Linked DNA regions of Homo sapiens: region 1 is linked to region 2. Evidence: read pairs that join two places in POLR2A ChIA-PET (ENCODE). Cell type or tissue: GM12878. All regions are shown on one strand. Links, peaks and the distances in the headings refer to the core of each region. The heading gives the core; the rest is flanking DNA. Region 1 overlaps ZDHHC14 (zDHHC palmitoyltransferase 14). Region 2 has its middle 9.3 kb from the start of ARID1B.

Evidence for each region. Peaks named below come from ENCODE experiments on the same cell type or tissue, not always from the same donor. Only the 100,000 strongest peaks of a DNase experiment are listed, where the experiment ranks them.
Region 1: POLR2A ChIA-PET joins it to region 2 with 9 read pairs; 1 of 35 experiments calls an interaction of 5 or more read pairs at or near these places.

What each region holds. Positions count from the first base shown.
Region 1 is chr6:157,497,797-157,503,181 of GRCh38, reverse strand. The region is part of intron 1 of ZDHHC14 (zDHHC palmitoyltransferase 14); the gene reads right to left. Among named protein-coding and RNA genes, the nearest start is that of MIR3692, 29 kb to the left of the region's middle. In GM12878, for the core only: no CTCF peak of the experiment used is centred there; a DNase peak (open chromatin) is centred at 4,201.
Region 2 is chr6:156,765,409-156,770,793 of GRCh38, reverse strand. No RefSeq gene overlaps it. Among named protein-coding and RNA genes, the nearest start is that of ARID1B, 9.3 kb to the left of the region's middle. RefSeq lists an enhancer at 2,867-2,926. In GM12878, for the core only: no CTCF peak of the experiment used is centred there; a DNase peak (open chromatin) is centred at 2,513; H3K4me3 peaks cover 1,279 bases; H3K27ac peaks cover 1,385 bases.

The DNA.
Region 1 (5,385 bases), core at 100-5,099, 730 kb before region 2:
GATGAGAACCACCAGAGTCCCCGATCACACTGCTCAACTGTCACACAGACCAACATGGAGCCTGCTATCTCTGGGTGCCAATTTAGGCAAATCAATATGTTGCTTTGCTGCTTTAGGCAATTTGAACCTGGCTTTCTGCTACTTCAACCAAGAGCATCCTGATACAAGTTGTGTAGTTTAAAAACAAACACAGCCGGGTGCGGTGGCTCATGCCTGTAATTCCAATACTTTGGGAAGCCAAGGCAAGTTGATCACTTGAGGACAGGAGTTCGAGACCAGCCTGGGCAACATGGTAAAACCCCATCTCTATTAAAAATACAAAAATTAGCTGGGCATGGTGATGGGCACCTGTAATCCCAGCTACTTGAGAGGCTGAGCCAGGAGAATCGCTTGAACCTGGGAGGCGGAGGTTGCAGTGAGCCAAGATCATGCCACTGCACTCCAGCCTGGGTGACAGAGCAAGACCCTGTCTAAAAAACAAACAAACAAAACAAAACAAAACAAAAACAAACACAACAAAAACTATGAGCCATGAGTAGCATTACTAGCACATGTGGGCAGCTGGGCAGTAGCAACAGGTGGACATGTATAGATAAGCCTGAGATCCCTCATCATCTCCAGGCAGGAGGAGGTGAGTGGTGTGAGATGGGGATCAGGTAGCAGGGACAAGACTCAGAAATTTGGGGTTGCTGAGCATGGACTTTCTTTCCAAGGCAGGTTTTGAAAACCCTTGAACAGGATCATTCAGAATAGTTGCTGCTAATTAAATGTGAAGAAATCTCCTGACTACTGCTCCCACAGCTACTGCCTGACTGCTCTGTCATCCACTCTCTCTCAACATGTATGGGGACACTTTTGGCTCACATACAGTCACGGTGTCCTTGCTTACATGCAATGGTCTTCTTGCCGTTTCTATAATGACTTTCTTGGTCTTCCCTTCTAGGCTGTGCATATCTTAAAGGAAGGTGTTATGCTGTCCTGTACTTTGCAGCCTCCTTTCCACCAGATGTGACCACTGGTCCTGCTGGTTACTCCTGTGGGCCCTGAGAAAGACATCTACTGTCTCTGAGATTCAATTAACTTCTCAATTGCAGCAAGAAGAACACTTCAAGACTGTTGGGTGGATTATGAGAATACATCATAAGTGCTCCGTACATATCTGTGGTGTTAATGCCATTGGGGGAGTGCATGAAGACTGACCTCCACGGTGGCCATGTGTGGTCAAAGGCTGAGTCTTGGCCTTAGAATCCTTCCAGACTAAAACACAGTCCTGTGTCCTGAAGAAGCTGAAATATTTTTCCTCTTTAGGAGAAGTAAGGCATCATTCAATTAAATTATATTCTTAACAATAGAGAATCTGAGCAATAACTATGTCAGCTGGAGAACAACAATCTTACCAAATCAGATTCAACATAAAACTAACCATTGATACTCTGCTACAAACTACCAGCTCCATGAACCAGTAAAATGCAAAAATCATGGCCTTTGTTTGCATGAGGAAATCAGCAACAGGAGTGCTAGTCTTGTCAGTACATTCCAAAATAAAACAATACTAACTTTAGAAATGCAAGAGCTCTCTGAACATGAATGCACTTTTTAATAACTTTGCATGTTCATGGATACAAAACAAGAGCTGACATCATTTTAATGTCAAGGCTTAAATTTCAGTGTTATGAAAATATCTAATCACAGGCCGTAAATGCAATCTTAAAGAATAAGAAAGATACAGCTAATTTAGAATACAACAGATTCCTGGAATAATTGTTCTTGGAAAAAGACCAAGAAATAGTTGACACTTCCCCCAAATCACATTATTTTAATTCTGTACATTGTTTTTTTTACAAAAGCACCCTAAACAATTGCATAGTTGTCTTAGACAAATTTAGAAACCATATAAAGTATGTCAAATTATTTTTACAGGGGAAAAATGTGATAAACAGACTTGGAGGAAGGAAGGAAAAAATAATGACAGAACAAAAGGAAACCAGAAATCCAAAATGAGTCAAGCCAACAGGGTATTGTGTCTAAAAGAAAATTATCTAAAATCTGAACTACCAGAAATGGGAAGAGAAAAATCTGAATTTTCATTATTTGCCTCTTTTTCACCATTAACTGTGCTGATTCTGTCTAGGATTACCATCCAGCAGAAGAAACTGTAAACAAATCCAATCTTTCCAATATGCTAAATAATGAACTTCATAACGTGCCCACGATGATGGGTCTTGTCTTCCTGGAAATTGCAATCTACTTAATTTTTCCAACTAAGGAACATCGGCTGTGGTTTTGAAAGGTTACTGAGAAAAGGGTTTTAAAAGGTGATACAAAGCAAGCAAAATCTTGGTTCTATTCTTCACAGAAAATGAATCACATTTAAAATGTTTTAAACTTTTAAGTGATGGAAGCCATTTTAAGGCTTTGTCCATCCTTCACTTTCATGAAAGGGCCACGGATTCCACCACGATGGACCATGTCTGTTCTTGGGCAGTGGGTGGGGGTTCATGGTTGTGGTCCACAGCATCTCTACCTGGAGAATAAGAGCAAAGCTGTTTCCCTGATAATCACACCCCACATTCATCCACTGGCAAATCGTGTCACTGTCAAAATGCTCCTAATTCGAGTTACTTCCCATCTCTTCCATCATGAGCCCTGGTCCAAGTCCACCCTCGTCTCTCAACTGAAATCTTATGATAGCTTCTGTAATTTCCCATTTCCTCTCCTGCCCCCTTACGTCCCACTCTCTACACAGCAGCTAGAGTAATCTTTTAAAAATGACTTCCAGTTATACTAAGAACAAAACCTAATGTCCCCACCATGGTCTTTAAGGCCCTACCTGATCTGGCCCCTAGCTCTCTCAGTGGCATCCTCTTCCTCCCACTCACTCTCTTGTTCTCCACTGCACTCCAGTGACGTTGATCTTCTTCCCATGCCTCAAACATGCAAAGTTCATCCCCACCTCAGGGCCTTTGCACTAGCTGTTCCCTCTCCCTGGAATGCTCTTCCCTCATATATTCAAGTCTCAATCCCTTCTTTCAGATTTCTGCTCAGTGTCACCTCTTCAAATATATGCCTTCCCTGACTAACTAATCTAACACAGCCTCATCTCCTCAAGTCATGGTCTACTGCTTCACCCTTCTTAATTTTCTTCTATCAGTCATAATAATCTGATATTATGTTATACATATATTTGTGGACTTCCTCATTGTCAGACATCCCTACTAGAACATAAGCCCCTTGAAGGCAGGGATTTTGTCTCATTCATGGCTAAATTATTTAGCACCTAGAATATTCCTCAGTCCTCAGCAAATATTCGTTGAATGAATGAATGAATCAATCAATCGATTTGTCTCCTGTGAGCTGAAGACCTAAGAGTTATAAAATTCAAACACATCCCTACTTCTTCAAGTGAAATATTTTAGACCATTATGATAAGCAGGTGGTTGCTTATATGCATAGGGTGATCCAAGTAGCAAAAACTTGCTCATCCTGTGACATGGAACACCATCGTCATGTTGCTGTCATCCCAGGAGCATCCCTTGTAAAGAAGTCCATGGGGAATGGCAGTAACAAAACCCTTTTGGTGAGGCAGGTTCTGGACTGACGGTCTCAAACCAAATGCTGTTTGCTATGGAGCGAATGGGTTCCCCAAAATTCATATATATGTTGAAACCCTAACTTCCAATGGGATGATATCGGGGTGGGGGGCTTTGAGAGGTGACACAAGTTAAATGAGATCATAAGTGTGGGGCCCCATGATGGGATTAGTGTCCTTAGAAGAAGAGGAAGAGCCTGGGGCTGGCTCCCTCAGCCACACGAGGACACAAGGAGAAGGCACCACCCGCAAACCAGGAAGCCACCCTCACAAGATACCTGATCTGCTGGACTCTTGATCTTGGACTTTCCAGCCTCCAGAACTCCAAGAAGTCTGTTTTTAAGCTACCCAATCTAGGGTATTTTGCCAGCCTAAACAGACTAAAACACAGCTCCACAGCAAAAGATGAAACAGCAGTGCCGACACACCAAAAGTGTTCTCTGATCCCCAGTGGAAGTTTAGCTACAAGAGTTTTATGAGCTACAGGGGGCAAATGGGATTAAAACTGGGCAGGTTATCAGCATTTTCTTTTTTTTTTTCTCTTCAAGTTTCAGAACTGAATACATCATCTAACCACAAACAAAAGTAGTGTCAAACACAGTTCCACTTCACCAGAGCTATTAAGAACCCATATGAATCAAATTAATATTAAGCACAGGAGGTAAAAATCTGCTCAGCTGTTCCAGCATAACAACCACTGAACTCAATGCAATGGAAACAGATAACAGCCATAGGCGGCTTTAACCTATTAATAAAGTCCCAAGTTTAGCTTGACAGATGTTTTTGCACTATTCTCTGGATATACTACCACCTTTATCTGAATTTGCTGTTTTCTATTTTAACTTTTTTACATGAAAAGAAATAAAGCAGGACAAGAGACAGTATGAATAAGGTGCTAACATCTGTTTCAAAAATATGTTTTCTCCCTGTTCAATGGGACAGATGTTTACAAAGATACTGAAGAGATCATGTTTATCTCAAAGACCTTCCACAAATAATAATATCAGTGCAATGATAATAATATCTGTCTAACAGTACCTACTGTTCTGCACCAAATCCCTCGAGTCACTGATTTGGACTTGCCTCCAAATACCGGCTGAAAGATACACAGTAACTCACCATATCAGCCAAACTCATCAATTTGATCAATATTCTCTTTCCCCAATTTACACTTTTCCACCTCTGCTCATCCTATTCATTCTTCCTGGACACTCTCCTCAGCCACAAATGTCAAAATTATATCCACTGTAAGGGCTGCGCTCTACCTTCCACTCTCCAAGTCTACATCTGCCTCTCACTTCTCTGAATTTTTTTTTTTTTTTGAGATGTGGTCTCACTATGTTGTCCAGGCTGGTCTCGAACTCCTGGCCTTAAGAGATCCGCCCACCTAAGCCTCCCAAACTGCTGGAATTACAGGCATGAGCCACTGCACCCAGCCCCCCGGCTCTTTATTGCTAACATGTCCTCCATTCATAGTGCATCATTTTAGTTTTCAAAGCATTTTCATGTAACAAGTTCAGGAGGCAAGACAAATATTATTCCAGGTTCCAGATGAAGAAAAGCAGAGTTTTCCACGTTAAGGGATTATGGAAAGCTCCTGTTCCTCCTGTTGCCCTTACTGTCTTCATCAAACAATGCTGAGATATTGGCATTGTCTCTTTGATTAGGTTATAAGCTATGAGAAGACAGAAAGTATGTTTCCTGGTGCTGGCCCCATGGTAATTACTTGAAAATGTTTGTTGATCAGGATGGTAGAAATTGGACTCTGGTTCTGACTCACTATCTTTAGTAGTATG
Region 2 (5,385 bases), core at 102-5,101:
GGGAGAATCACCTGAGCCTAGGAAGTCGAGGCTGCAGTGAGCTGTGATCAGACCACTGCACTCCAGCCTGGGCCTCAGAGTGAGAACTTGTCTCAAAAGAAAAAGCAAGCTTCAAGGTTTAAGAGGCGGAGGACAACTCCTCAACTCCACACAGTGGGAACATTCTGTAGCCTGAGCATCTTCTCTGTTATCTAGGAATTTGTGAGATTGAGATGATCCATGGAAAACCTTTCAAAATAAATGGACCAAATTCAAGACACCTAACCATGAGTTACAACCAACCCTTTCTCAGGGCCACCTGCTTGCACAGCATGAGGGGCGTCTTGCTTGTTGTCACTGATACAGAGGATGTCTTGTCCAATGTGACTGGCATGTCCTGGGTTTTTCCCATTTGCCAGAGACCTGAGCTGTCATTCACAGGTGCTGAGAGGGAGCAGGAGAGGCAAGCAGAAGCTGAAATGCCCAGGCCTGGGCAGCGTCCTTGCTTTGCATCATGACTTGGCTGCTTCCTGCCACCTTCACACAGGTGTGAAACCTTAGGGCAAACCACCTCGAATCTCTGGAAAAGGTAAAGGAGAAGCTGGCCCAAGCGGGGATGGGGATGCCCCCGGCCTGCGGTACACCCTCCCTTGTTCTCATTCACTTACCTGTTTAGGGATAGTGCACAAGCGTAAAAAAGAGAAAACCTCAGACACAAAGAGTTGTATTTAATCAATGAACCAAACCACCTCTAGGCTGCATTGAGCTTTGTAACTGTTATTACATACCACTTAGTATGTTTATCCCGTGTCTGGCACTTTGCATACATACGGCAGAGAAGCAAGTTGCCTAACTAACCCAATATCTGTTCTTCCCACCTTTAGTTACAGAAGCCCCAGTGTTTAGCTGGGCACATGACCACCTGTTTAAAAAAATCGACATTTTGCATATTCCCTTGGAAGTCAGTACGTCCACACGCTCAAGCGGAGCTGCTCAGGGCAGCTCAGCTGCTGTCTACCTCCTGACTTCGTGTATGAGAAATAAGAATAAACTTCTGTCTTGTTTAAGCTTCTGGTATTTTTTGCTTTGTTTTGGTCTTTTTTCCCCCTTTTTCTTTCTTTTTTTTTTTTTTTTTGTAGAAAATCACATGTAAACCCAACTGATATAATGCATTATGGTTTCTCACATAATCCTCACAACAACCCTTTGAAGAGTTTGTAAACATCCCAAACCTTGGTTTACTCCTGTATAACACACAGATCGCAGTAGTGCTTACTTCCCCAGGTTTCTGAGGATTCAGTGAAATAAGGTCTTCAAAGCTCTGAGCACAGCACCTGGCACACCAGAAGTGTTTGATAACTGTACTTTATTAAGGTAATTTTCATCTCCCTAGCTGGATGGATCAATTTCTCAAGGACAAAGTCCCTGTCTTCAATTTCTGTTATATTGTCTACCACACTCAGAACATTCCTGAACCCACAGTGGGGGCTCAATTGTCAACATAATTTTATGGCTGAATCCAAACATGCAAATAAAATTATTACATGCATTTTCAAATTAATTGTTTCTTTCAGAGCAGAGAACTGATGTAGCTAAAGCAGCAATGACTATGCTGGTCATTTAAAATAAAGACAGGCTGGACACAGTGGCTCATGCCTGTAATCCCAGCACTTTGGGAAGCTGAGGCGAGTGGGTTGCTTGAGCCCAGGAGTTTGAGACCATCCTGGACAACATGGCGAAACCCCATCTCTACCAAAAAATACAAAAATCAGCTAAGCATGATGGTATGTGCCTGTGGTCCCAGCTACTCAGGAGGTTGAGGTGGGAGGATCACTTGAGCCTGGGAGGTTGGAGGATGCGATAAGCAGTGATCACACCACTGCACACAAGCCTTGGCAACAGAGTGAGACCCTGTCTCAATAAAATAAATAAATACAGGATTCCTAACTTAAAAAATTACTTAAAAGGCAGAGAAGGCCAGGCATGTTGGCTTACACCTGTAATTCTAGCACTTTGAGAGGCCCAGGCAGGAGGATTGAGCTCAGCAGTTCAAGACCAGCCTGGCAAACATAGTAAGACCCGATCTCTAAAAAAAAAAAAAGGTGGGCATGGTGGCACGCACCTGTAGTCCCAGCTACTTAGGTGGCTGAGGTGGAAGGATCGCTTAAGCCCGGGAGGTCTGAGGCTGCAGTGAAACATGTTTGTACCACTGCATTCCACCCTGGGTGACAGAGCAAGACCCTGTCCCCCTGCACGCCGCCCCCCGCCCCCCACCAAAAAATACAAAAATAAGGCAGAGAGCATTTTTCTTAAAAGGTGGTTTCTACCTATCAAGGTAACATGTTTCCAGCTGTGTTCAGAGGGCTACTGCTCTAAGAAAGGAAGTCTGTCTGACTTACCATCTTCCTCCAGGTAGACTTCCTCATTCTTGTTAGCTAAGGGACTATTGTGTAGGCATGAGATTCGCAACTGTAGAGAGCATTGCAGAGTTGCTATGTACATGTTTTAACGCTTGGGCACATAACAGTAAGGCTTGGTCTGTACTAGTCTAGCATGGCAGTTGTTTACAAACAACATGATTATTAGTGCTGATTCTACAAGATTGGTTTCCCATTGACCCCAATAGAAACAATGCAAAATATTTACCCTTTTCTAAAGCATAGTAAAACTCCTGTGGTTTTTGAAACCAGACCAAGAACACATGTAGAAAACCCCATGGATTATTTTAAGTGAACTTATTTTTTTAAATCTCATTAACTTTTCACCATATGCTGTTTATTTTTATATCCTGCATAGGCTGAAAAGTGAAAATAGACCAGGCCACTGTGTTTCATTTCAAGCAAATCATTATGAGGATGACACACACAGACTCTGGGGAGTTCAGAGAAAAACAAAGATGATTAAGAGGCCTTTTAAAGATGACTTACAAGAAAAGGTACTTAAAGCTCTACATGTTCCTTAACATAGCAACCCAGGAGGCAAACAGGAAAACTACTCCTCCTCGCCACAAGGATGGAGTATTCCTGCCGGGGGCTTCATGATCTGTGGAAAGAGGGTAGATTCGCATCCCAGCTCCATGTTTACAGGCCGTGCAAGTTTGGGCAATGTGCTGACCTTCGTGTGTACCAGGATGTACGTGAGACACTAAATATCTACTTCGTACAATTTCTGGGGGTAAGAATTAAATGAGAAAGTATATGTAAGTACTTAACATATTGCCTGGAATTAAACAGATAAGGTTTGAGGAGTGTGTGTGTGTGTGTGTGTGTGTGTGTGTGTGTGTGTGTGTTAATGTCTAAGTAGAATAGATGTGTGTTGTATGCTTTCAGGAAAACCAGGTATACTCCACTCAACCCCAAGCATTTCTCCTGCTATGTAATTAAACTTTCTCCATTAAAGATTTATGGATTTATTCTTTTCCGCAAAGGCTTTGAGCCTTGTCAAAATACAAATTTGCTTCTAACAAGTAATACCTTAAACTTGTATCAGTTATTTACACCTTCTTATGAACATATTTTGGATCTGTTTCTGAAAGCCTGCTTTGATGAAGGAGAGGAGATGAGAAAGAGGATGTGGATGCCAGAAAGAAGGTGGGCTGAAGCAGGAGGAGGGACCTCAGTGAATGGGAGGCTGAATGGTGGGGACAAAGTCTATTTCCTGCACAATATCCCCTCAGACCCAGCCCTAGATATTAATGAGCTGAAGGTATGAAAAGGAGAACATACCTAAATATTGGAAAAGTTTTTCTTTCCTTCTGAACAGTTCAGTCTCATGGATCCTCAACCCATTCCCTCAAAGCTGGAATCCCAGGGTTTGCCACCGCTGACCATGGCATGATAGACTCTTGATAGATGGAGATGGGTACTGAGAAGGAGGGTCATGCAGTAGGGGGGGCTCTTTTCCAGGCAAGCCCAAGTTAATGCCATGATTCTGTGGCTACATAGGACAGGGGATGATGTAGAACATTTTTACTTTAGAGGTGATGACGAAGCACCATAGATCCTCTACCGCTACAAAAGGAGGCTGGTACCAAGGCAGGAGGGAAGAGGGAAGTAAAGGAAGCTGCTGGCCCTAGGCCTCTGGAACCTGCACCCTACCATGTGGGCCCACGTGGGTCCCTTTGGCTGCAATGACAAGGATTGGTTCATGCACAGATATGAGAGTCCATGTCACCCACAGTGATGTGGAGAAGAGGACAAGGAAGGAAGAAACTGGAAGGGAACAGAAGTGGGGAAGAAGAGGGAGGGATGAGAGAGGTAGAATGACAGAGAGAGAGCGAGAGACACAGCCAGACATGGTTACTAAAGACATCACTGGGTCTAGGAAAAAAACAATGTTACAAACTATAATTTATCATTTGATACATGTATCATTAGCCAGGCTAGATCCTCTTACTAATGTGAGATAATTCATGGAAGTCATAGCAATTTTAGGCTTGAGGTTAAAACTGTAGAAGATGGATGGTTGCGATGGCTCATACTTGTAATCCCAACACTTTGGGAGGCCTAGGTGGGAGGGTGACTTCAGGCCAGGAGTTCAAGGCCAGCCTGGGCAACAAAATGAGACCCAGTCTCTACAAAAAAAATAAAAAATAAAATTAGCCAGGTGTGGTGGTGCACTCCTGCAGTCCCAGCTACTTGAGAGGCTGAGCTGGGAGGATTGCTTGAGCCTGGGAGGTTGAGGTTGCAGTGAGCCATGATCATGCCACTATGCACCATCCTGGGCAACAGAGCAAGAGACCCTGTCTCAGAAACAAACAAACATAAAACTGTAGAAGATGAGTAAGACCCTCTTAGCCTTTCCAATTAGTATTCTTCCTTGCTGATTTTCCAGAGAGAAATTCCTTAAACAATTGGCCCCACTGACTCCATTTTATTCCATAACCCCTGCCACATTCTAATTTCTAGCCTCATCTGGTTCCTGGAAAATTTCCATCTCTGATTTCTCATTACCTTCTTTCTTCTAGAAAAACCCTCTTGTCTTTTCTTGGCTTTCCCCTGCTTCCATCTTTTAGAAATATGTATTGATATCTGGAGCGTGGTGTTTTGTAACTAATTCTACTCCTGCGGATTAGAGCTGAGATAGGAGGTCTGTTTACATGATATAAGCCCTTCTAAGTGCCAGATATGTGCGGGAGGACTCAGGGGTGTGGGTGGGATGGAAGTCTCAAGGGCAGATGGCGGTCCTCCACCTGAAAGAGGCACCTACTGACAGACTTCAGTTTCCTGTGGCGAATGGACCAGTTAGTGGCCACCGGTGACTCTGTGAGTCTCAAAATTATTTTTCCCCTTCCCTGATTTCCCTGAGACCATTCTAGCTTCTTCCACACTTTCTGTTTCCTTCACCAACTTCTTGTCCTCCTAGCCACAGCCTCCCAACCCTAAGGCAGCCCCTATCTGCTCCTTT